2 separate regions of the Homo sapiens genome follow, and region 2 is linked to region 1. Evidence: chromatin loops called from intact Hi-C (ENCODE). Cell type or tissue: heart left ventricle. All regions are shown on one strand. Links, peaks and the distances in the headings refer to the core of each region. The heading gives the core; the rest is flanking DNA.

Region 1 (12,708 bases), core at 2,665-10,664:
TTCATGGCATCCAGCCCCCATGTGTCATGTTCACATGCCCTGTCTCATTTGCTCATGCAAGGCTAACATCGTTGTACCCACACACGTCTGCATGCATGACTCGATGCACTTTTGGGCCCCACTTCAGGCTTCATGTGCTGGCTGCACACATTCCTGCTCACACGTCCCGTGGACATGCCCTGAGTCTCTCTGATAAGGTTCAGAGCCCAGGAGGGCACCTCTCACTCGGGGGAGCCTGTTCCTGACCCTGTTCTCTGCTCGAGGAGCCTCGGGAGGGTCACTGGGCAAGCATCTAGGAGGAGCCAGCAGCTGCAGGGCTGGAAGGGCCATGGCCCACGCCTTTCTGTGGCCAGTGAGCAGGGATCCTGCTGTGATGAAATCTCAGGCAGGCTGTGGCACGGGGGATGCCGAAGGTGAATCTGTGTAGCTGTGAGGACCCTGAAGAAGAGCTTTGCCGGGCGGGCAGCTGGGGCAGTGCTGGGAGGTGGCACCTGGCTGGTGCATGTTGTATCCTCTGTCTCCAAATCCCCGTTCTCTGCACAGAGCTAGACATTTTGCTGCACCGGCGAGGACTGGAGTGGAGTCACCCTCAGCTCTGGGGACCCCGCTATGGGCCAACTCCTCCCTGGACCTCCTGCTGATGGGCTGCCCTGGTTCCTATCTCCACCCCTTTGCTCCCAGCACCTCTGCTGGTCCATGTAACCAATGTGCCCTGCATGCCAGGCCCTGGGCTCAGTGCTGGGGGCTCAGACTGGGCTGGGACCTGGCAGGGGTTGGGGTGGTACCTCTGTCCAGGGCTTGTGGATGGGACTCTTTTGCTACTGCCTTGGCAGCAGCCAGGAGGGGGCCCAGCTGAGGACTGCAGCTCTACCCAGTCCAGAACGTTTGACCATGCAGGGGGATAGGCTCCACTTCCAGAGTCTGTGATGGTTTTTTTTTTGTCAGAGGAACTGAGCTAGAAAGAGCTGTGAATGATGGTTCAGCTCTGAGAAGCAGATAAACCTTTATAAGTCAGAAGGGGCCTCAGTTTCTCCATTTGTCCTGGCCCTGTTTGTCACATGCCCTTCAGGACACACACATCTGTCTCTCCTGCATAGCCCTCCATGGAGTCCTGGGCCAGGTTCCGGGTCCACCCTGTCCCCATCCCAGTGTGCTCAGCCCAGGGCAGTAGGCCACATCACACCAGGTCTTCAGTGGCCTCCCTCCTCCATCCCCAGGGATGTCGCAGGGATGGCAGGTGGAGGAGGCTTTTACCAGGAGAGGCAGCACTGGCAGGAGCAGGTTTTTAAAGTCTTGAGGTTGTCATAGCAACTGCATCCCTGCTGAGGTTCTGAGGTTCGGTGGCTGTGCAGACGTCCATGTGCTGGAGCTGGGCATGTACAAAAGCCACGTGGTGGCTCCAGGCTGCTGCTGTGGCACAGGTGTGCCTTGGCGTTGGTGAGGTGTGGCACGGCTGTGCGGTGGCGCAGGTGAGGTGAGGTGTGAGGTGGTATACGTGGCCTTGCGGGGCAGTTTTCCTTGCCTGTGACCTCAGCCTATATCCAGCTCCAAAATGTGGTCTGCAGTGGGGAAGGGCAGGAGCTGGATCTGGCCCTCCCCTGTGCTGACCTAGATTCTGCCCGGCCTGCAGGTCCTGCAGCAGACGTGCCTGTAATGAGTCTAATTGTGCAGGCTCTGTGGTCACCATAGCTTTCGGTACCCAAGGGGGTAGACAGAGGTTTGAATCTAGGACTGGGCAGCTCCCTCACCTTCCACCCCCACAACCGTGGCCTCAGTCATCAACGGACGAGGCCAAGTCAGTAGCGGAAGCCGGGCCGTGCCCTCGGCTGGGTCCTGTGGCCTTCGGGCTGCCACCCTGTGCTGGGGATGGAGGTGGGGGCATGGGGCTGCTGCCAACACCCGGCTGGTGCTTGCAGCTGTGGTGCCAACAATTCTCACGCCGCGCTGTCGTCTTTTTGGCTTCTGGAATTTTGAGCCAATTCGGGCTCACCGGGTTGATGCCGCCCCTCATCTGGCCGAGGCTTCTGGGAGCCTGAGGGAGTCGGGACCCCACCCTCAGCGGGGCATGGCGTGGGCCACGTCACCATCCGCCTTGTGTTTATGGGATGATTTAAAAGAACACGGCAGTCTTGGAAGAGTGGTGATGGCGTTTAGCTTAATGGCTTTTGATGCAGAAGCCAAAAGCGTGGTCTGGGCCAGACCTAGGCAGTCAGGGCTCTGGGCTGGGCAAGGGCACCGTATGAAAGGCTGGGTGGGGATCAAGGGGAGCCAGGGTTCAGGCTGGAGGCCCCCTGAAGGGAGATGAGGGTCTGCAGGGGCTGTGGCATGAGGATCTTCATGGCTGCAGTCTTGGAGGAGAGCAAAGTCCAGACAAGCCTAGGGACGGGACAGAGGAGGTGGACAGAGGTGGACAGAGGTGTGGGAGGCCGGCCACGGCCCACTGCACAGGGGGTCTTGGGGACGCCAGCTCAGCCCCAGGCCTCAGCTGAATGGTTGCCTCCCGCCCAGGTCGGGCCCCACTTCTTGTGCCCAGGGCCCTCTCTAAACTCTTCATCATGGCCCCTCTCCGCCTCCCCCCGGACTCCAGGCCAGCGCTGTGTCTGTGCTGTGCGTCTTTTGAGCTTTGTCTCCAGCCCTGGACCCTGGGGCTCCTCCTTCTCGGGCCTCTTCCTGAAGCCTGAGGAGCCACCCTCTGCTGGGGGAGGCTGAGTGTCCCTGCCTAGTCTGGGTGAGGGGAGTCACAGCCCGGCCCAGACCCCACCCCGCTTACATGTATGGCAAGCCATGGCCTTGCTCTCCAGAAGCCATGGCAGCCGGGTGAGGATACTGTGAGCACAGGACTTGGTGTCCATCTTGGCTGTGCCCTCTCAGGAGCATCAGCCTGGTGACCTTGTGACCTCTTATGTCCCCTCTGCAGGAAGGGTGACCAACAGTCTGGATTGGCCCAGGACTGTCCAGGTTTTAGCACTGAATGCCCCACATCCCAGGAAATCTCTTGGTCCTGGACACACTGTTTATCAGTAGGGCCTACCCGGGGGACATATGAGAAAGTGTTCCCTCCAGGAGAAGCTGTGCTGGGCATGAGGGCACTCTGATGTGTGTGTGGGTGGCCTGGGCAAAGCTGTGCGGGGCATGAGGGCACCCTGATGTGGGGGGGGGCCTGGGCAAAGCTGTGCGGGGCATGAGGGCACCCTGATGTTGGGGGGGTGTCTGGGCAAAGCTGTGCAGGGCATGAGGGCACCCTGATGTGACGGGGGGGCCTGGGCAAAGCTGTGTGGGGCATGAGGGCACCCTGATGTTGGGGGCGGTCTCTGGGCAAAGCTGTGCGGGGCATGAGGGCACCCTGATTTTGGGGGTGTGTCTGGGCAAAGCTGTGCAGGGCATGAGGGCACCCTGATGTGGGGGGGTGCCTGGGCAAAGCTGTGCGGGGCATGAGGGCACCCTGATGTTGGGGGGGGTCTCTGGGCAAAGCTGTGCGGGGCATGAGGGCACCCTGATGTTGGGGGGGTGTCTGGGCAAAGCTGTGCGGGGCATGAGGGCACCCTGATGTGGGGGGGGTTGTCTGGGCAAAGCTGTGCGGGGCATGAGGGCACCCTGATGTGGGGGGGTCTCTGGGCAAAGCTGTGCGGGGCATGAGGGCACCGTGATGGGGGGGTGTCTGGGCAAAGCTGTGCGGGGCATGAGGGCACCCTGATGTGGGGGGGGTGTCTGGGCAAAGCTGTGCGGGGCATGAGGGCACCCTGATGTGGCGGGGGGGGGCCTGGGCGAAGCTGTGCGGGGCATGAGGGCACCCTGATGTTGGGGGGGGTGTCTGGGCAAAGCTGTGCGGGGCACGAGGTCACCCTGATGTTGGGGGGGGGTGTCTGGGCAAAGCTGCGCGGGGCATGAGGGCACGCTGATGTGGCAGGGGGTGTCTGGGCAAAGCTGCGCAGGGCATGAGGGCACCCTGATGTTGGGGGGGGTGTCTGGGCAAAGCTGTGCGGGGCATGAGGTCACCCTGATGTTGGGGGGGTGTCTGGGCAAAGCTGCGCGGGGCATGAGGACACCCTGATGTGGGGGGGGTGTCGGGGCAAAGCTGTGCGGGGCATGAGGGCACCCTGATGTTGGGGGGGGTGTCTGGGCAAAGCTGTGCGGGGCATGAGGTCACCCTGATGTTGGGGGGGTGTCTGGGCAAAGCTGTGCGGGGCATGAGGGCACCCTGATGTGGGGGGGGGTGTCTGGGCAAAGCTGTGCGGGGCATGAGGGTACCCTGATGTTGGGGGGGGTGTCTGGGCAAAGCTGTGCGGGGCATGAGGGCACCCTGATGTTGGGGGGTCTGGGCAAAGCTGTGCGGGGCATGAGGGCACCCTGATGTGGGGGGGGTGTCTGGGCAAAGCTGTGCGGGGCATGAGGGCACCCTGATGTGGGGGGGTCTGGGCAAAGCTGTGCGGGGCATGAGGGCACCCTGATGTGGGGGGGGTGTCTGGGCAAAGCTGTGCGGGGCATGAGGGTACCCTGATGTTGGGGGGGGTGTCTGGGCAAAGCTGCGCGGGGCATGAGGGCACCCTGATGTGGCGGGGGGGGGCGTGGGCGAAGCTGTGCGGGGCATGAGGGCACCCTGATGTTGGGGGGGGTGTCTGGGCAAAGCTGCGCGGGGCATGAGGGCACCCTGATGTTGGGGGGGGGTGTCTGGGCAAAGCTGCGCGGGTCATGAGGGCACCCTGATATGGTGGGGGGTGTCTGGGCAAAGCTGTGCAGGGCATGAGGGCACCCTGATGTGGCGGGGGGGCCTGGGCAAAGCTGTGCGGGGCATGAGGGCACCCTGATGTTGGGGGGGGTGTCTGGGCAAAGCTGTGCGGAGCATGAGGGCACCCTGATGTTGGGGGGGTGTCTGGGCAAAGCTGTGCGGGGCATGAGGGCACCCTGATGTGGGGGGGGGTGTCTGGGCAAAGCTGTGCGGGGCATGAGGGCACCCTGATGTGGTGGGGAGGGCCTGGGCAAAGCTGTGTGGGGCATGAGGGCACCCTGATGTCGGGAGGGGGGCAGGCCTGGGCTCAGCCAGAAGACAGCCCCAGTTCCTCCAGCATGGCTGGGCCCCATCCCACCTCACTTCCTTCCATCTCCACCTTTGCCGACTCCTGGGATCTGAGCCTCCTCCTGGTCTGTCTCTGGTTCTGAATGCCTCCTATGTGCCGGGTGCTGACAGCTAAAGATACATCCGTGTTTCATTTTGTCTCCACAATGGCCAGGGGCAGTACTACTGTCATCCCATCTAGCAGATGGGAACAGGAGGCTCTGATGGAGTTTCCCTGGAGCGTGCTTGCTAACCGTGGAGCAACAGGGCACTCAGCTTCCGCACGGAGCTTCCCAGAGCCTGTGGCTTCCTCTCAGGGCTCCGGCAGTGTTGAATGTGGGGAGCTCACACTCTCACCAGGGAGACCTCATACCTGCTGCTTATCACCTGGGAGATGTTTTCTGCCCACAGAGGCTCCGTCACATCTCTGGCTGCTCGGGGAGGTGAGTGGGGCCCTGCTCACTCAGGACAAAGGAGGCTGAGGTGGAGCTCTAGGCCCCTCTTCCCCACCCACTTGAGTGCACCCCGAAGGCACGTGGAGTTCCTGGGGTGCTGCCTGTGGTCGGGCCAGAGACTGCTCCACTGTCCAAACTGTGCTCATAGGTATGTGGCCTGGGGACTGTTGCCGTGGAACCGGGTAAAGAGCCCTGTGGACCTGTGCTCCCAACTCAGGCCAGTCAAGGGTGCCACTGTGGCCTAGATAGTCTCCTGAGGGGAGCAGACCAGGTGGAGGTCAGGAGTACAGGTCTGGGACTGGCTTTTTCCTTGCTGTGTGGCCCAGGGTGAGTTACCCAACCTCTCTGAGCCTCTGTCTCCTCACTTGTCAAATGGGGATCGTAATTTTCCTGCCTCAGGCTGGAGGCTTGCACGTGTTGGGCCAGCCCCATCTGAGGTCCCACCTGCCCGTGCTGCTCTGGACCTGGTCTGGGGTTTCGGCCTTGGGCCTGGGCAGCTCAGGTGGATGCTTGGAGGGAGCACTGACCTCAAGTCAGCTGTGAGTAGGACGGGAGGCTGGTGAGCGGCAGCAAGCTGCAAGCCACAGGCAGGGAGAACTTCCCGGAGGTAGAGAGAGAGAGAGAGAGAGAGAGAGAGAGAGTGTGTGTGTGTGTGTGTGTGTGTGTGTGTGTGTGTGCGCCCTTCTTAGCCTGGGCAAAGAATTGGGAGACCAGCAGGCCAGCGCTGGCTCTGCCATGGAGGGGAAGCACTTTGAAGCCCCACTGTTCCTGGACTAGCTCTGCTGAACCACAGAGGGGCCGCCGTTTTCCCTTGGCTGGGGTAGAGGAACAGGGTCCTTCCTGTGGCTCCTGGCTGAGCCAGGTTCTGTGCGACGCGGACCAACCCTGACCCCCAGTGGCCAGTTCCGAGAACTGCTGCAGAGGAAAAGGGACCATTCAGTAGGGTGGGGGTGGGGGCTTGCGCGGCATTCATTTTCGAGTGGACATGGGGGCAGGCAGGCCAGTCTCTGATGATTTAAGGATGCTGTGGTTTGAATATTTGTCACCTCCAAAACTCAAGTTGGAATTTAATCCCCAATGTGGCAGTATTGAGAGGTGGGGCCTTTAAGAGGTGATTGGGTCACAAGAGCTCTGCCCTCATGAATAGATTAATTTATTTATAGATTAATGGGTTATCATAGGAGTGGGGCTAGTAGCTTTATAAGAAGAGAGAGACCTGAGCCAGCACGCTCAGCCCCTCACCATGCGACGCCCTGCACTGCCTTGGGACTCTGGGGTTCCCACCAGCAAGAAAACCTCACCAGATGTGGCCCATTGACCTTGGACTTCCCAGCCCGCAGAACTGTAAGAAATACATTTTGTTTCTTTTAAATTACCCAGTTTCTGTTATAAGCAGCAGGAAACAGACTAAGACAAGGGGCAAGCCAGCCTCTGCCCACAAGGAGCTCCATTCTGGTGTGGAGAGACCCAAACACACAACTATGCTCTTTGTCTTGCTAGAGACTTGTTTTGTGGTGGCCCCAACCTCAACTTGCCAGCAATTTGTAAAAGAACCAAGTCAATTTTACACAGCAAATTAAACCCCAGGGTAAATGTGTGTACCTGGATTCCAATAGTAGGTAAAGATTCTTAATGGTGAAAACTATGACTCCTGTTAAAACTCTTGTGTTCTGTTCTTACCACTGAGTTTAAACAACAACTCTGTGCTAATCGTATAAAGAATATTTTTGTCTGGACTGTCTACGGCCAAGTTCTCCACCCTGGATGTGCACAGAATCCCCTGGGGACTTCAGGAGCTCACTGGAGCTGGTTCCACCCCCATGCCCAGGCTCTGATGTGCTTGGTCTGGGCTGGGGCCTGGGCACCAGTGTTGTCCTAGTTTTGTGTTGCTATGAAGGAATATCTGAGGCTGGGTAATTTCTTTTTCTTTTTCCTAGGTGAGGAGAAGGATAGAGGCTGGGCCATTATAAAGAAAAGAGGTTTGTTTGGCTCACGGTTCTGCAGGGTGTACGGGAAGCACGGTGCCGGCACCTGCTTCTGGGGAGGCCTCAGGGAGCGTGCACTCATGGCGGGAGGTGTCTCATGGTAAGAGAAGAGGCGAGAGAGAGGGGCGATGCCAGGATTTTTTTAAAACAACCAGCTCGTGTGGGAACTAATAGAGCAAGAACTCACTCATCACCATGAGGAGGGCACTAAACCATTCATTCTGGATCCTTCCCTATGACCCGAACACCTCCCACCAGGCCCCGCCTCCAACATCGGGGATTAAATTTCAACATGAGGTTCGGGGACAAACGTCCAAACTATAGCAGGTATTTCTGAAGAACACCCAGGTGTTTCAAAGCTGGGGTGAAGCCGTGGGTTAACACTGTTTTTCAGACATGGCTGGAGACCTGGGGTTCCTACACCACAGAGTCTCCCTGCCAGAGTTCTCAGCTCCTGGGGAGGCTGAGGTGGGTGGATCACTTGAGGTCAGGAGTTTGAGATCAGCCTGGCCAACATGGTGAAACCCCGTCTCTACTAAAAATACAAAAAATGTAGCCAGGCGTGGTGGCACACACCTGTAATTCCAGCTACTCAGGAGGCTGAGGCACGAGAATCACTTGATCCTGGGAGGCGGAGGTTGCAGTGAGCTGAGATCTCACTACTGCACTCCAGCCTGGGTGACGGAGTGAGACACTGTCAAAAAAAAAAAAAAAAAGAAAGAAGAAAGAGAAGTATCATGATAAAAGAAATAATATTTTAAAAAAAGACAGTGTGGTATTTGCATCAAGATAGACAGATCAATAGAACAAATTAGAGATACCAGAAATAGACCCACAAATATGAGCAAGTGATTTTCAACAAAGCTGCAAAGGCAATTCAATAAAGGCAAGTTTTGTTCTCAGTAAATGATGCTAAACAGTTGGATATCCATATGCAAAAAAATGAACTTTGATCCATACCTTGTACTATATTAAAATATTGTCAATATGGATCATAAACCTAAATGTAAAAGCTAAAATTATAAAACTTCTATAAGAGGACATAGAAGAAAACCTTTGCAAACTTAGATCAGGCAAAACATTATTAGATAGGATATCAAAACATAATCCATCAAATAAATAAGATGTTTCATCAAAACTAAGAACTTCTGCTATTCCAAAGACACTGCTAAGAAAATGAAAAGACAAGCCCAAGGCTGTAAGACAATTTTTGCAAATCACATATTTGATAAAGGACTTGTATCCAGAGTATATCAAGAACTCTCAAAACTCAATAACGTTAATGGAAAAAAACAGATTCTGTAAAATATTTTAAAGAGGTTTATTCTGAGTCAATATGAATGACCATGGCCTGGAGAAAACAGTTTCGAGAGGTTCTGAGAAAGCCTGGAGAACACAGTTTCGAGTTTCCTGAGAAAGCCTGGAGAACAGTTTCGAGAGGTCCTGAGAAAGCCTGGAGAACACAGTTTTGAGTTTCCTTAGAAAGCCTGGAGAACACAGTTTCGAGAGGTGCTGAGAAAGCCTGGAGAACACGGTTTCGAGAGCTCCTGGGAAAGCCTGGAGAACACGGTTTCGAGAGGTCCTGAGAAAGCCTGGAGAACACGATTTCGAGAGGTCCTGAGAAAGCCTGGAGAACACGGTTTCGAGAGGTCCTGAGAAAGCCTGGAGAACATGGTTTCGAGAGGTCCTGGGAAAGCCTGGAGAACACAGTTTCGAGTTTCCTGAGAAAGCCTGGAGAACAGTTTCGAGAGGTCCTGAGAAAGCCTGGAGAACACAGTTTCGAGAGGTCCTGGGAAAGCCTGGAGAACACGGTTTCGAGAGGTCCTGAGAAAGCCTGGAGAACACAGTTTTGAGTTTCCTGAGAAAGCCTGGAGAACACAGTTTCGAGAGGTCCTGGGAAAGCCTGGAGAACACGGTTTCGAGAGGTCCTGAGAAAGCCTGGAGAACACGGTTTTGAGAGGTCCTGAGAAAGCCTGGAGAACATGGTTTCGAGAGGTTCTGGGAAAGCCTGGAGAACACAGTTTCAAGTTTCCTGAGAAAGCCTGGAGAACAGTTTCGAGAGGTCCTGAGAAAGCCTGGAGAACACAGTTTCGAGAGGTCCTGAGAAAGCCTGGAGAACACAGTTTCGAGTTTCCTGGGAAAGCCTGGAGAACATAGTTTCGAGAGGTCCTGAGAAAGCCTGGAGAACACAGTTTCGAGAGGTCCTGGGAAAGCCTGGAGAACACAGTTTCAAGAGGTCCTGGGAAAGCCTGGAGAACACAGTTTCGAGTTTCCTGAGAAAGCCTGGAGAACATGGTTTCGAGTTTCCTGAGAAAGCCTGGAGAACACAGTTTCGAGAGGTCCTGGGAAAGCCTGGAGAACATAGTTTCGAGAGGTCCTGGGAAAGCCTGGAGAACACAGTTTCGAGAGGTCCTGGGAAAGCCTGGAGAACACAGTTTCAAGAGGTCCTGGGAAAGCCTGGAGAACACAGTTTCGAGTTTCCTGAGAAAGCCTGGAGAACACAGTTTCGAGAGGTCCTGGGAAAGCCTGGAGAACACAGTTTTGAGTTTCCTGAGAAAGCCTGGAGAACATAGTTTCGAGAGGTCCTGAGAAAGCCTGGAGAACACAGTTTCGAGTTTCCTGAGAAAGCCTGGAGAACACAGTTTTGAGAGGTCCTGAGAAAGTGTGCCCCCAGCAGTCAGATTATACTTTGGTTTCATAGTTTTCAGAGAGGCAGGAGTTACAGGCAAAGACAGAAATCAATACATAGAAGGTAGACATTGGTTTGGCCCCAAATGGCAGGGTATCTTGAAGCAGGGTGTACAGGTTATATGTTGATTCAGAGATTCTTTAATTTGCAACTGGTTAAAGGTATAAAGTTTAATTAAAAAATTGGAGTCAGCAGAAAGGAATGTTTTGAGTTAAGATATAAGCTTCTTAACCCATAGGGGTGTGTGACTTAACTCCTGTCTGGCACAGCCTTAGGTCCTGTTTATAATTTGATATCTTATTGTCACAAATAGTTTGTTTTGTTGGTCTTATGAAATCTATTTTAACATTAATGCCTGAGATGTATGATGAGATGTGTCCAACTTCCCTTCCCATCATGGCCAGGGATTCAGTTTTTAAGGTTTTCTGGGGTTCCCTTGGCCAAGAGGGGGTCTGTTGAGTTGGTGGGGGCCTTAGGATTTCATTTTTTTTTTTTTTGAAACAGAGTCTCCCTCTATTGCCCAGGATGGAGTGCAGTGGCGCTATCTCGGCTCACTGCAACCTCTGTCTCCTGGGTTCAAGCGATTCTCCTGCCTCAGCCTCCCAAGTAGCTGGGATTACAGGTGTGCACCACCACACCCAGCTAATTTTTTTGTATTTTCAGTAGAGATGAGGTTTCACTGTGTTAGCCAGGATGGTCTCGATTTCCTGACCTCATGATCCACCCACCTTGGCCTCCCAAAGTGCTGGGATTACAGGTGTGAGCCACTGCGCCCGGACACACTTTGCTAGTTTTTTTTTTTTGTTTTGTTTTTTTAGTAGCAGTGCTGGGATTACAGGTGTCAGCCACCATGCCTGGCTCAAATACTACACTGTCTTGATTACTACAGCTTTATACTCAAATACTACACCATCTTGATTACTACAGCTTTATACTCAAATACCACACCGTCTTGATTACCACAGCTGTATACTCAAATACCACACCGTCTTGATTACCAAAGCTTTATACTCAAATACCACACTGTCTTGATTACCACAGCTTTATACTCAAATAACACACCGTCTTGATTACCACAGCTTTATACTCAAATACTACACCGTCTTGATTACCACAGCTTTATACTCAAATACCACACTGTCTTGATTACCACAGCTTTATACTCAAATACTACACTGTCTTGATTCCTATAGCTTTATACTCAAATACCACACTGTCTTGATTACCACAGCTTTATACTCAAATACTACACTGTCTTGATTACTATAGCTTTATACTCAAATACTACACTGTCTTGATTACTATAGCTTTATACTCAAATACTACACTGTCTGATTACTACAGCTTTATACTCAAATACCACCCTGTCTTGATTACCACAGCTTTATACTCAAATACCACACCGTCTTGATTACCACAGCTGTATACTCAAATACTACTGTCCTGATTACTACAGCTTTATACTCAAATACCACACCGTCTTGATTACCACAGCTGTATACTCAAATACTACACCGTCTTGATTACCACAGCTTTATACTCAAATACTACACCGTCTTGATTACCACAGCTTTATACTCAAATACCACACTGTCTTGATTACTATAGCTTTATACTCAAATACTACACTGTCTGATTACTACAGCTTTATACTCAAATACCACACTGTCTTGATTACCACAGCTTTATACTCAAATACTACACTGTCTTGATTACTATAGCTTTATACTCAAATACTACACTGTCTGATTACTACAGCTTTATACTCAAATACCACACTATCTTGATTACTACAGCTTTATACTCAAATACTACACTGTCTGATTACTACAGCTTTATACTCAAATACCACACCGTCTTGATTACCACAGCTTTATACTCAAATACTACACTGTCTTGATTACTACAGCTTTATACTCAAATACCACACCGTCTTGATTACCACAGCTGTATACTCAAATACTACACCGTCTTGATTACCACAGCTTTATACTCAAATACTACACCGTCTTGATTACCACAGCTTTATACTCAAATAACACACTGTCTTGATTACTATAGCTTTATACTCAAATACTACACTGTCTGATTACTACAGCTTTATACTCAAATACCACACTGTCTTGATTACCACAGCTTTATACTCAAATACTACACTGTCTGATTACTACAGCTTTATACTCAAATACCACACTGTCTTGATTACCACAGCTTTATACTCAAATACTACACTGTCTTGATTACCACAGCTTTATACTCAAATACCACACCGTCTTGATTACCACAGCTGTATACTCAAATACCACACTGTCTTGATTACCACAGCTGTATACTCAAATACCACACTGTCTTGATTACCACAGCTTTATACTCAAATACCACACTGTCTTGATTACTATAGCTTTATACTCAAATACCACACTGTCTTGATTACCACAGCTTTATACGCAAATACCACACTGTCTTGATTACTATAGCTTTATACTCAAATACCACACTGTCTTGATTACTACAGCTTTATACTCA
Region 2 (12,086 bases), core at 2,247-10,246, 120 kb before region 1:
GAGGATTCCTTGAGCCCAGGAGCTGGAGGCTGCACTGAGCTATGATTGCCACTGCACTCCTGCTTGGGTGACAGAGTGAGACCCTGTCTCAAAAAAATAAATAAAAATATAGATCTTGGACAGACGCGGTGGCTCACGCCTGTAATCCCAGCACTTTGGGAGGCCGAGGCGGGCGGATCACGAGGTCAGGAGATCGAGACCATCCTGGCTAACACGGTGAAACCCCGTCTCTACTAAAAATACAAAAAAATTAGCCAGGTGTGGTGGCGGGCGCCTGTAGTCCCAGCCACTCGGGAGGCTGAGGCAGGAGGATGGCGTGAACCTGGGAGGTGGAGCTTGCAGTGAGCCGAGATTGCACAACTGCACTCCAGCCTGGGCGACAGAGCGAGACTCCATCTCAAAAAAAAAAAAAAAATAGATCTTTTTCCATACAGAAGAAATTTGTTATTATCACAAGGTGTTGTCTGAGTGAAATGAAGGCTGTTTTCCTTCTCCTTCTGACTGCTCTCTCAGGGTTGTGGGAGGGGCACCAGGGACCCTCTGAGAACTTTGTTTTGCACCTGGTCATGTCCAGCTGACTCTTAGCTTGGCCTGTCTCACAGGTGTCTGACTCCGTGAGTGGACAGACCGTCGTTGACCCCAAAGGCTACCTGACGGATTTAAATTCCATGATCCCGACACACGGAGGAGACATCAAGTGAGTGCTTTGCAGAATCGCTGGGCTGGGATGGAGACTCTAGTTGCCTAGGGTATTTTGGATTTTATATGGACAGTATGCTGTCAAAATGGGACATGGCGGTTCTAAGAAATGTAAAGTGGAGTAGTTTGTTTTTTCCATTTGAAATGTATCTGTATCCATTCATTGCGTACACTCAATGTGTTACATATGATACTGCAAAGTCCCTGCCTGTGCTGGGCAGGAAAGCAGCTGGCTGTGTCCCACATGTCCCATCTGGACCTTCGGTTCTCAGCGTTTGTCTGCGGGGAGGCTACAGAGGCTTGGAATAGTGCGCACTGAGGTTTTGAGTTGGTTTTTGTAACTCAGGACATCAGGACTGATAGTTCTTACATTGTGACTGTGAAGTGGGTGCCCTCATCCCAGGTCTCGGGTGCACCCCTGACAGCATGGCCTGATGCCGTGTGCACTCTCCCTCTCATAGTGATATCAAGAAGGCGCGACTGCTCCTCAAGTCTGTTCGGGAGACGAACCCTCATCACCCGCCAGCCTGGATTGCATCAGCCCGCCTGGAAGAAGTCACTGGGAAGCTACAAGTAGCTCGGAACCTTATCATGAAGGGGACGGAGATGTGCCCCAAGGTGAGGTATTTCCTGGGAGGCGTTTCCTGGGAGGCTGCGTGATTGTGGCCCCTACGGGAGTAAACTTGTTAGAGCAAATCTCTTTGTCTTTTGGTATTGAAACTACAGACAATAGGGCAGGCTGGGGGAGGATGTGAAAAGCAGCCAAGGGCTTTTTCCTGCTTGTTTTCATGTGGAGTGAAGGCTAATCCACCACTTTTTTTTTTTTTGGAGACGGAGTCTCGCTCTGTCACCCAGGCTGGAGTGCAGTGGCACGATCTCGGCTCACCGCAAGCTCCACCTGCCAGGTTCACACCATTGTCCTGTCTCAGCCTCCAGAGTAGCTGGCACTATAGGCGCCCGCCACCATGCCTGAATCCACCACGCCTGAATCCACCACTGGTTTGACGGCAGGCTAAGCTTCATTATAAAGAGCTCAGTTGGTCAGCTCTTCACCCGCCTAATGGTGGCCAGTCACGGTGGCTCACGCCTGTAATCCCAGCACTTTGGGAGGCTGAGGCGGGTGGATCACTTGAGGTCAGGAGTTAGAAACCAGCCTGGCCAACATGGCGAAACCCCGTCTCTACTAAAAATATGAAAGTTAGCCAGGCGTCGTGACAGGTGCCCATAATCCCAGCTATTCGGTAGGTGGAGGTTGCAGTGAGCTGAGATTGCACCATGCTGCTCCAGCCTGGGCGACAGAGCGAGATTCCGTCTCAAAAAAAAAAAAAAAAACAACAAAAAAGAACGACCCGAGCAGATGTGCAGTCTCTGCTTTGTCCATGGAGTTGTCCTGAAGGAAATCATGCTCTTTTCACAAAGTGGTGTTTCATTTTTTTTTTTTCTTTTTTTTTGAGTCTCGCTCTGTTGCCCAGGCTGAAGTACAGTGGCGTGATCTCAGCTCACTGCAACCTCTGCCTCCCGGGTTCAAGCAATTCTCCTGCCTCAGCCTCCTGAGTACCTGGGATTATAGGCACCTGCCACCACACCCGGCTAATTTTTGTAGTTTTAGTAGAGACAGGGTTTTGCCATGTTGGCCAGGCTGGTCTCAAACTCCTGACCTCATGATCCACCTGCCTCGGCCTCCCAAAGGGCTGGGATTACAGGCGTGAGCCACCGCGCCCGGCCATTAGGTGTTCTTCAGTCAGACATATGGTAGCCATGTTCCCAAGTGTGGTTATAAGGGGGCGACTCCTGGTGCAGGTGTGTTAGAGGCTGAGCTAATTGGCTTTCGTAAATTCTGGGGCCCGAGGATCTGCTCTGGAGATCTGTGCCTGCTGCCCTGTTGCGGCTTCCAGCCTGCACTGAGCCTTATTGGTCTTATCTCTTGCCTCACAGAGTGAAGATGTCTGGCTGGAAGCAGCCAGGTTGCAGCCTGGGGACACAGCCAAGGCCGTGGTAGCCCAAGCTGTCCGTCATCTCCCACAGTCTGTCAGGATTTACATCAGAGCCGCAGAGCTGGAAACGGACATTCGTGCAAAGAAGCGGGTTCTTCGGAAAGGTGAGCCTCCCTCGGAGGTGCTGCTTTCTCCCTCCTTGGGGCCCCTCCTCTCAGCAGCTTTCCTGCTCCTGGCTCAGGCTTTTGGTGAGAGTGGATAAGGAACCAGGGACATTTTTCAGGCCTTTTCTCAGGCTGGGTTGCCTCTGCCCTTGGACCCCCATGGGGGAGGGATACTGTGGTGGGCAAGTTCCCATCCTGGAAGGGATGCTTGGGTTGAGCCCTCACTCCTGCCTTTTTCCAGTGTGTGATCTTGGATGCTTGGGCGGTCACTCTGGTCCAGGCTTCCCTCATCTGCAGGGTGAGAACAACGGTAGCTCAAAGCCTGTGTCCTGGGGCTCTGGAGATGGTCTGTGTGAAGAGCTGAGCCGGCACCTGGCACGTGCAGACCCGTTGTGGGTGTTACTCATTTTCTCTCCTGAGAAGGCACCAGAGCCACACGTTGATTGAACTCTTTCCTGCTGCTGACGAGGCTGTGCCTTCTGCTCCCGCGATGCAGCGTGTGCCGTCAGCTCAGGTCAGATAACGACAGACGGTGTGCCTACCAGGCAACCTGATTCCATCCAGGGATTCCTGCCAGGGTAGAGCTTTTGTGGGTAGTTTGTTTATTTTTATTACTGTGGATTCATAAAAGGAGCACTGTTTCTCCTGTCACTGGAAGTGTGTAGTAGATGCTGCTCTTGAACTGGGTCCAGAACGAGTGCTAGTCAGGGGGCTGTTCTGAAGCTAATCTGTGCAGGTGGCTTCTTTTTTTTCATTTTTTGTTTTTTTTTTCTGGTTTTTTTTTTTTTTTTTTTTTTGAGATGGAGTCTCGCCCTGTCGCCCAGGCTGGAGTGCAGTGGCGTGATCTCGGCTCACTGCAAGCTCCGCCTCCCGGGTTCACACCATTCTCCTGCCTCAGCCTCCTGAGTAGCTGGGACTACAGGCGCCTGCCACCACGCCTGGCTAATTTCTTTTTGTATTTTTAGTAGAGATGGGGTTTCACTGTGTTATCCAGGATGGTCTCGATCTCTTGGCCTTGTGATCTGCCTGCCTCGGCCTCCCAAAGTGCTGGGATTCCAGGCGTGAGCCACTGCACCTGGCCTATGCAGGTGGCTTCTATCCATTTTTTTTTTTTTAGACAGAGTCTCGCTTTGTCGCCCAGGCTGGAGTACAGGGGCACGATCTTGGCTCACTGCAGCCTCTGCCTCCCGGGTTCAAGTGATTCTCCTGCCTCAGCCTCCCGAGTAGCCGGGATTACAGGTGTGCGCCTCCATGCCTGGCCAATTTTTGTATTTTTAGTAGAGATGGGGTTTCCCCATGTTGGCCGGGCTGGTCTCAAACTCCTGACCACAAGTGATCCTCCTGCCTTGGCCTCCCAAAGTGCAGGGATTACAGGCGTGAGCCCCTGTGCCTGGCCTTTTCTTTTCTTTTTTTTTTTTTTTTGAGATGGAGTCTCACTTTGTCCCCCAGGCTGGAGTGCAATGGCACCATCTTGGCTCACTGCAACCTCCGCCTCCTGGGTTTAAGCAATCCTCTTGCCTCAGCCTTCTGAGGAGCTGGGACTACAGGCACCTGCCACCACGCCTGCTTAATTTTTGTATTTTTAGTAGAGACGGGGTTTCACTGTGTTGACCAGGCTGGTCTTGAACTTCTCACCTCAAGTGATCCACCCACCTCGACCTCCCAAAGTGCTGGGATTACAGGCGTGAGCCACTGTGCCCGGCCAGATTTTTTTTTTTTTTTTGAGACAGCGTCTTGCTCTGTCACCCAGGCTGGAGTGCAGTGGCACGATCTTGGCTCACTGCAGCCACCACCTCCCAGGCTCAGGCGATCCTCCCAGCTTAGCCTCCCAAGTAGCTGGGAGTATAGGTCCCACCCCCATGCCCAGCTATTTTTAATTTTTGGTAGAGATGGGATCTTGCTGTGTTGTCCAAGCTTGTCTCAAACTCCCATCCTCAAGTGATCCTCCTGCCTTGATCTCCCAGAGAGCTGGGATTACAGGCATCAGCCGTCGCATCCAGCCTATTCTTCCTGAATTTATAGCCTAGGAAAAATAAAGTGTATTTTATGGAATCAAGGGCAGTTTTCAGTGAGAGCTTTCCAGCTCTTGTTTTTCCAAATGTCTTTAAGCGAAATATCCCATTGAGGCTTCTGTGCTGATAGGACCGTGCAGATGAGGGCTCTTTGGTAGAAAGCCCCTTATCAAATATAGTTTCATTCACTTACTGTCTACGTCTGTTAGAAGACAGGTGAAGGCTGCTTGCCTGTGATGCATGTTCCCCCGACCCTGTGCACTCACATGTGAACGTGCTTTCCTCTGTCGAGGCTGGTTTCTTGACCGCAGCCCAGCTGCTCAGTGAATGCTCAGAGACAGCCTCTTTTATTTTTTTTTATTGAGACAGAGTCTCGCTCTGTCGCCCAGCCTGGAGTGCAGTGGCACGACCTCGGCTCTCTGCAAGCTCCGCCTCCCAGGTTCACGCCATTCTCCTGCCTCAGCCCCCCAAGTAGCTGGGACTACAGGCGCCCGCCACCAGGCCTGGCTAATTTTTTTTTGTATTTTTATTAGAGATGGGGTTTCACCATGTTAGCCAGGATGGTCTTGATCTCCTGACCTCATGATCCACCCGCCTCGGCCTCTCAAAGTGCTGGGATTACAGGCGTGAGCCACCGCGCCCGGCCAGAGACAGCGTCTTATAATGAGGTGGCCAGGAACAGAAAGTTAGCACCTGTCTGGGTTTGTAGAAATCAGTTTATCTTTTTTCAGCTAGGAAGAAATAGTTCTTTGATGAAGAGCCCATGAAAGTCTGGGTAATTAGTATTGTTTACTTAGAAAAGCTCTATTGAATTCTTCCTGCCACAGTTTGATGAATGATCATGAATGTCTTTGTGGCCACTCCCTGCTCACCACCAGATTGTCTGGGTTCATTTCCAGTTGGTTTGGATTTGGAGATGGGAGTATGCTGTTGGAGGCGGGGGCCTTCGGGGAGTGTTGAGGGACTGTGTTTCCACGGCTGTTCTCTCAGGGAGTGGCCTCCTGGCTGTGCTCTCTCAGGCAGAGAAGCTGGGCTAAGGTGGAATGAACCCAGGATCTCCAGGATGGCCTTTGCCGCTGCCCTAATACTGGTCCTGGCCTGCCCTTTCCCAAGAGTGTTTCCAAAAACTGTATTCTTTTCCTGGGGTGAAGCCCAGCACTGCTTCATTTGGTTATTAGCAAACACTTACACGTTGCTTGAAGGGTCTGGTTTTTGAAATTAAGATGACAGCTACTTCCACTGGTGACTTAGGACACCTGCCAGCCAGGGAGCCTGGCAGTGCATGGTCTCTGTGAGCTCTGGGTCGCTGTTGGGCTGAGCTGACACCTTAGTCCTTTGTTGGGAGAATGGGCGTTTTGGGTGCTGATCTTGAGACCTGAGGAGGCTGAGTAACCTTAGGCATGGTGCTTGGCCTCTGAGCTTCCATGTCTTCCTCTGTAAAAGGGAAGAGGGCTTTCAGGATTGGGGAGGGTGCAGCATGTGAGCTTCCTGGCCAGGGTGGGGTGTCCCACGTGCAGAGTCCCCTGGGGAGGCCCGACTGGCAGCTCCCCTACAATAATGCACTCACATGCTGTGTACTCCGCTAGTTAATGCAGATGTGTGGAAGTGGAGTTATTTTACACTAACGCCATATGCTCTGGCCTGTGAAGCGTGGCATCCTTCAGTGGCCGTCGCCAGCGTGTCCCTCTGGGGGCACAGGAATGGCACAGTTCAGGTTGAGGGTCTTCCCTGCAGTCACGTGACCCCCGGAGAGCATGTTGGCCTCTGCACGGTCACGTCTTCATGGCTGTGTCTAGCATTCAGAATACTCTTCTGTTCTAGGCCAACTTCAGGGGTGTGTGCTTCCTCCACTTCTGCTCATAAAGTCACACTCCTTGAAGGCCATTGTATCATGGTGTGCCATGTGGCTTCCGAAAGCACCTGGGGAAGGTGACCTTGTTGGTTTTAGTGCCATGCCTGTGGGCTGCTGATGAGATGCCATGGAGATATGTCAGCTCTCTCCCAAAACTTGAAGACACAGAGTCCTGGGAGTCGTAAGTTAATGACTCCATAAATTGAGTCCCGCATGAATATTCTGTTCTTTAGAGACGCGAAGTTCATCTCCACCAATGTACAAAGTATTAAGGGAAGTAGTTCATATTTAGACAAATAGAGCACTCATCTCCCACGCAGTCGAGGTGAGAGCGCACAGGAAAAACAACTGGGTCGTTCTGTGTCTTCTCTCTATGCCTAGTCGCCTGGTTGGAGGTTAGGACTTTCCTTCTTTACTGCTGTGCCCTCTGCTGTCACCCTGCTTGGTCAGGGTTCTTGACCTGGATGAGTAACCCAAATCTTTTTTTTGTTTTAGACAGAGCCTCGTCCTATTGCCCAGGCTGGAGAGCAGTGTTGCAATCAGCTCACTGCAGCCTCAACCTCCTGGGCTGTAGTGATCCTCCTGCTTCTGGCTCTTGAGTAGCTGGGACCATAGGTACATACTACCATGCCTAAATAATTTTTATTTTGAGACAGGATCTTGCTCTGTTGCCTAGGCTGGAGTGCAGTGGCATGATCATGGGTCACTGAAGCCTCAACCTCCCAGACTCAAACTATCCTCCAGTCTCAGCTTCCTGAATAGCTGGGACTCCAGGGACATACCACCATGCCTGGCTGAGTTTTTAATTTTTCAAAGAGACGAGGTCTCCCTGTGTCATCCAGGCTGGTTTTAAACTCCTGGGCTCAAGTGATCCTCCCACCTCAGTCTCCCAAAATGCTGGGACTGCAGATGGGGGCCACTGTGCTCAGCCAGGACCCATATCTTTATCCCCAAAGGGTCTGACTTGTTGGTAGTTTTGCTTTTTTGGTGGCTGTAGTTCCCATTAACTTTTACTGGTAAAAGCAGAAATACTAAACTGTTTTTAGGACTGGCCTCTAGATAGTCTCCCACAGTGGGTGGCAGCAACTCAGTCTCGCTTTGGGAGTCAGGGTTAGCCTCTCCAGCCAGGGCTGGTACATGAGGAGGCCAGAGGGAGCTGTGGTCTGCACCCTGGTTGGCACATACTCCCTTTGGAGTAGCTCGTAGCTTGCTCTTTTTTTTTTTTTTTTTTGAGACTGAGTCTTGCTCTGTTGCCCAGGCTAGAGTGCAGTGGCGCAATCTCGGCTCACTGCAACCTCCGCCTCCTGGGTTCAAGGAATTCTCTTGCCTCAGCCTCCCAAGTAGATGGGATTACAGGCACCTGCCACCACACCCGACTAATTTTTGTATTTTTAATAGAGATGGGGTTTGGTTTCACTGTGTTGGCCAGGCTGGTCTCGAACTCCTGACCTCATGATCCACCCGCTTCAGCTTCCCAAAGTGCTGGGATTACAAATGTGAGCCACCACACCCGGCCTTTGGACCAGCTCTCTTGACAGGAGGGTCCAAGGAGGCGGAGACGGGACTCTTGGCAGTGGAGACGGGACTTGTGGCAGCGGAGATGGGACTTGAGCCATTCAGACATCACTGTTTATTCCTAGACCCGTGTGTTCTGGCTGTGAGATCCAGCCGGGATTGGTGTCTATTCACAGCATTTGTGGCATCCTACTGGGCTGCCAGGCCATGGCTCTGAGTGATGGGCACATGGTAAGACCATGTTCTGCCTGAATCGGTGAATTCATATAGCTTCGTCTTCTGGCCGTCTTTCAGTTGGTCAAGTGGACATCCAGATAATAAGGCCAGGGGTGTCAGTGCCAGTGTGCTGTGCAGAACCATGCGTAAACCACAGCAGACTTTTGTCTTCTCAGTCCCTTGACCCTAAGGGACTCCCCAGAGGTTGTCAGTGTGGGCTGAGGGAGGAAAGCGGTTGAGCAGCCACCAGTGCAGGAGGCATCTGCCCCATAGCTTAGGCAGCTGTGCTGCACCTGCCTTCCTTCCACACCATCTCCTGGGTGCCATTTCCACCCTATGAGGCCACTGCTGCATCTGCCCAACCTTGTGGCTTGGTCTGTCAGTAACACCTGGAGTGGGCAGCAGGTTGCTCAGTCATTTTATGTCCCTTAGCTGAGTGTTCATTCCCTGCCAGGGCCTCACAGCCAGCCTGGGGCTGTTTCTCAGCAGGAGAGCAGGTACCTGCAGGAGAGCTAGCTCACTTGCCCTCTCCCCTCCCCGCCTCCCCTCCCCTCTGCCTCCCGTCCCCTCTTCCCCTCCCCGCCTCCGCTTCCCTCCCCGCCTCCCCTCCCCTGCCCTGCCCTTTTCCTCTTTTTTTTTTTTTTGAGACTGAGTCTCCCTCTTTTGCCTAGGCTGGAGCTGGAGTTCAGTGGTGCAGTTTTGGCTCACTGCAACCTCCACCTCCTGGGCTCAAGCGATTCTCCCACCTCTGCCTCCCAGCTAGCTGGAACCACAAGTACATGCCACCACGCCCAGCTAATTTTTGTATTTTTTGTAGAGACAGGGTTTCGCCATGTTGTCCAGGCTAGTCTCGAATTCCTGGGCTCAAGCGATCCTCCCACCTCAGCCTCCCAAAATGCTGGGATTATAGGTGTGAACCACCACAATCAGCTGCCTGGCCTAATTTCTTTTTCTTTTTTTTGAGTTGGAGTCTCTCTCTGTCACCCAGGCTAGAGTGCAGTGTCACAGTCTCAGCTTATTGCACCTGCGCCTTCTGGGTTCAAGCGATTCTCCTGCCTCAGCCTCCCCAGTAGCTGGGATTACAGGTGCATGCCACCATACCTGGCTAATTTTTGTATTTTTAGTAGAGACAAGGTTTCACTGTGTTGGCCACGCTGGTCTCGAACTCCTGACCTCAGGTGATCTGCCCACTTCGACCTCCCAAAGTGCTGGGATTACAGGCGTGAGCTACGGGCTGTACCTGGCCCGGCCTAATTTCTTAACATCATTAAATGTCTACTGCATTCATATTTTTCCAGCTGTCATGTCAGTACCTGCACGGGCACATGCATGCATAACCACATGCACACATGGTTGGTTTGAATCAGGATCTAAGCAAAGTCTGAACATTGCCGTTTGGTTGATGTCTTCTCTCGGTTTGTTGATGGAATTGGGTTGTTTTTCCTTGAGATTCCTCACATCAGGGTTTGCTCACTGCAGCCTGTGAGATTGTTTCATGTGGGTCTCGTTTCCTGTATCCTCTGTTTCCTGTATCCTCTTGTAAATTGGAAGGTAGATTTGGAGACTCATAAGAGTAAGCTTTGTGTTTTTTTTTTCTTTTTTTATCAAGGAAATATTCGTGGCAATGCAAGCAGCGTCAGGAGCTGCAGAGGCTGTCACTGCTCAGTGGCCCCAGTGTCCTTCATGGAGTTCTCCACAGCCTTTCAGCTCCTGCCTTTGGCAGTGGCTGGTGACCCGTGCCCGCATCTGTTCCTTCATTAGGGTGTGCAAAACGGTGACATTATAATTAGGTCACTCTTTGCTTTTATTGCCAGAATTATTCTTAAGAGAAGAATTTTCCTATATCCATGATTTGGTTATTCTGAGTTTATTTGGGAAAGACAGAATAGATATTTGATTTGCTTCCTTTCAACTTTCGGGATGATGCGTTGATTCTCTAGCATTCTCCAAAGGTGACTAATGGTCTCTTGGAGCTTTGTTATGAACTATTGAATGCTGTGGTATTTCATGGGTTTGAATACATTGCAGGTAATATTCTTAATATGCTTATTGACCTTCAGACTCTCTGATCATTGTCCAGTGGAAGTCTCTTCTAGTTTGCTCTTGAATTTTTTTTAAGTTTTAGGTATTTTTATTTAAGGGAAAACATGTAATAATGAGGTATTTTAGGTCGGGCGTGGTGGCTCATGCCTGTAATCCCAGCACTTCGGGAGGCCGAGGCGGGCGGATCATGTGGTCAAGAGATCAAACCATCCTAGCCAACATGGTGAAACCCTGTCTCTGCTAAAATTTCAAAAATTAGCTGGGTATGGTGGCTGCACGCCTGTACTCAGCTACTTGGGAGGCTGAGGCAGGAGAATCGCTTGAACCCGGGTGGCAGAGGTTGCAGTGAGCCGAGATCACGCCACTGCACTCCAGCCTGGCGACAGAGCGAGACTCCATCGCAAAAAAAAAAAAAAAAAAAAAAAAGAGAGGTATTTCAGACACTGGCATTTTTTCGTAAATATTTGAAGTGAATTACGTAGATCTTAAGTGTGCAGTTTGATGTCTTCACAAGTGCATGCACCCCTGTAACCCACACTCGACCAAGGCATAGAGCATTTCCAGGGTGGGCACCGTGGCTGACGCCCATAATCCCAGCACTTTGGGAAGCCGAAGCGGGCGGATCACTTGAGATCAGGAGTTTGAGACCAGCCTGGCCAATATGGTGAAACCCCGTCCCTACTAAAAATACAAAAATTAGCCAGGCGTGGTGGTGCGCACCTGTAGTCCCAGCTACCTTAGAGGCTGAGACAGGAGAATCTCTGAACCCAGGAAGCGGAGGTAGCAGTCAGCTGAGATCGTGCCATTGTACTCCAGCCTGGGCAATAGAATGAGACTCTGTCTCAAAACAAAAACAAAAACATTTCCATCCCCGCAGAAAGTCCCCTGGTGCCTCTCAATCAATCCATACTATCCCCATTCGTTGGCAGTCATGCTTCTGACTTATTTTACCAAGATTAGTTTTGCCTCTTTTCAGACGTCACATAAAGGGAGTCATATAGTATAAACTGTTTTGGGACTGGTTTCTTTTGTTCAGCATGTTTTTGAGGTTCATTCCCGTGGTCACTGGTTTCCTGAGTCCTGTTGATATGACCCTGGCAGTCTTCAGTCACTTCCTTGCTTTCTGCTACCACAAGATGCTCCGTTTGTCCTTGTTTGTGTCTGCCCCAGACCTGAAGGAAGCCACATAAAGGGCAGGTGTGTGGTCCCTGACTGTCAACCAGGGAAGTCCGTCTCATCCTGACCAGCAGCATGCTCACCACATGAGCCTCCTGTTTTTATCTCCTTTTCTGTGACGTGGTTTCTCGTTTGACCTTTCCTAGCCCTCGAGCATGTTCCAAACTCGGTTCGCTTGTGGAAAGCAGCCGTTGAGCTGGAAGAACCTGAAGATGCTAGAATCATGCTGAGCCGAGCTGTGGAGTGCTGCCCCACCAGCGTGGAGGTGAGTCTGGCGGGCTCAGGGCCACCAGAGCCCAAAGTGGCCAAGGCCTGAGCCCAGGTTCAGTGTCTGGAAGTGATGATACAAGTGGAGCATTGAGCTCACTCAGGCTGCAATTTCTGGGAGCAGAAGGCCCTGTGGAACCCCAGGATGCCGTTCTGTACATAGCCGCTAGGCAGGGTGGTCAGTGGCCTCAGCTAGCTGTGCTCTTAA

The links. Peaks named below come from ENCODE experiments on the same cell type or tissue, not always from the same donor. Only the 100,000 strongest peaks of a DNase experiment are listed, where the experiment ranks them.
Region 2: it touches region 1 in a loop (2.5-fold over the local background); 1 of 110 quality-filtered maps calls a loop at or near these places.

The regions. Positions count from the first base shown.
Region 1 is chr20:64,114,212-64,126,919 of GRCh38, forward strand. No RefSeq gene overlaps it. Among named protein-coding and RNA genes, the nearest start is that of NPBWR2, 13 kb to the left of the region's middle. RefSeq lists enhancers at 6,037-6,536, 6,205-6,499, 8,903-10,102. In heart left ventricle, for the core only: CTCF peaks have their summits at 6,409 (motif pointing left) and 6,609; a DNase peak (open chromatin) is centred at 6,380; H3K4me3 peaks cover 247 bases; H3K27me3 peaks cover 2,928 bases.
Region 2 is chr20:63,998,443-64,010,528 of GRCh38, forward strand. PRPF6 (pre-mRNA processing factor 6) reads left to right here. Exons shown (of 21, transcript NM_012469.4): 7 at 603-697; 8 at 1,161-1,317; 9 at 2,635-2,797; 10 at 11,758-11,876. Among named protein-coding and RNA genes, the nearest start is that of PRPF6, 23 kb to the left of the region's middle. RefSeq lists an enhancer at 1,209-1,711 and a silencer at 6,652-6,824. In heart left ventricle, for the core only: no CTCF peak of the experiment used is centred there; a DNase peak (open chromatin) is centred at 6,412.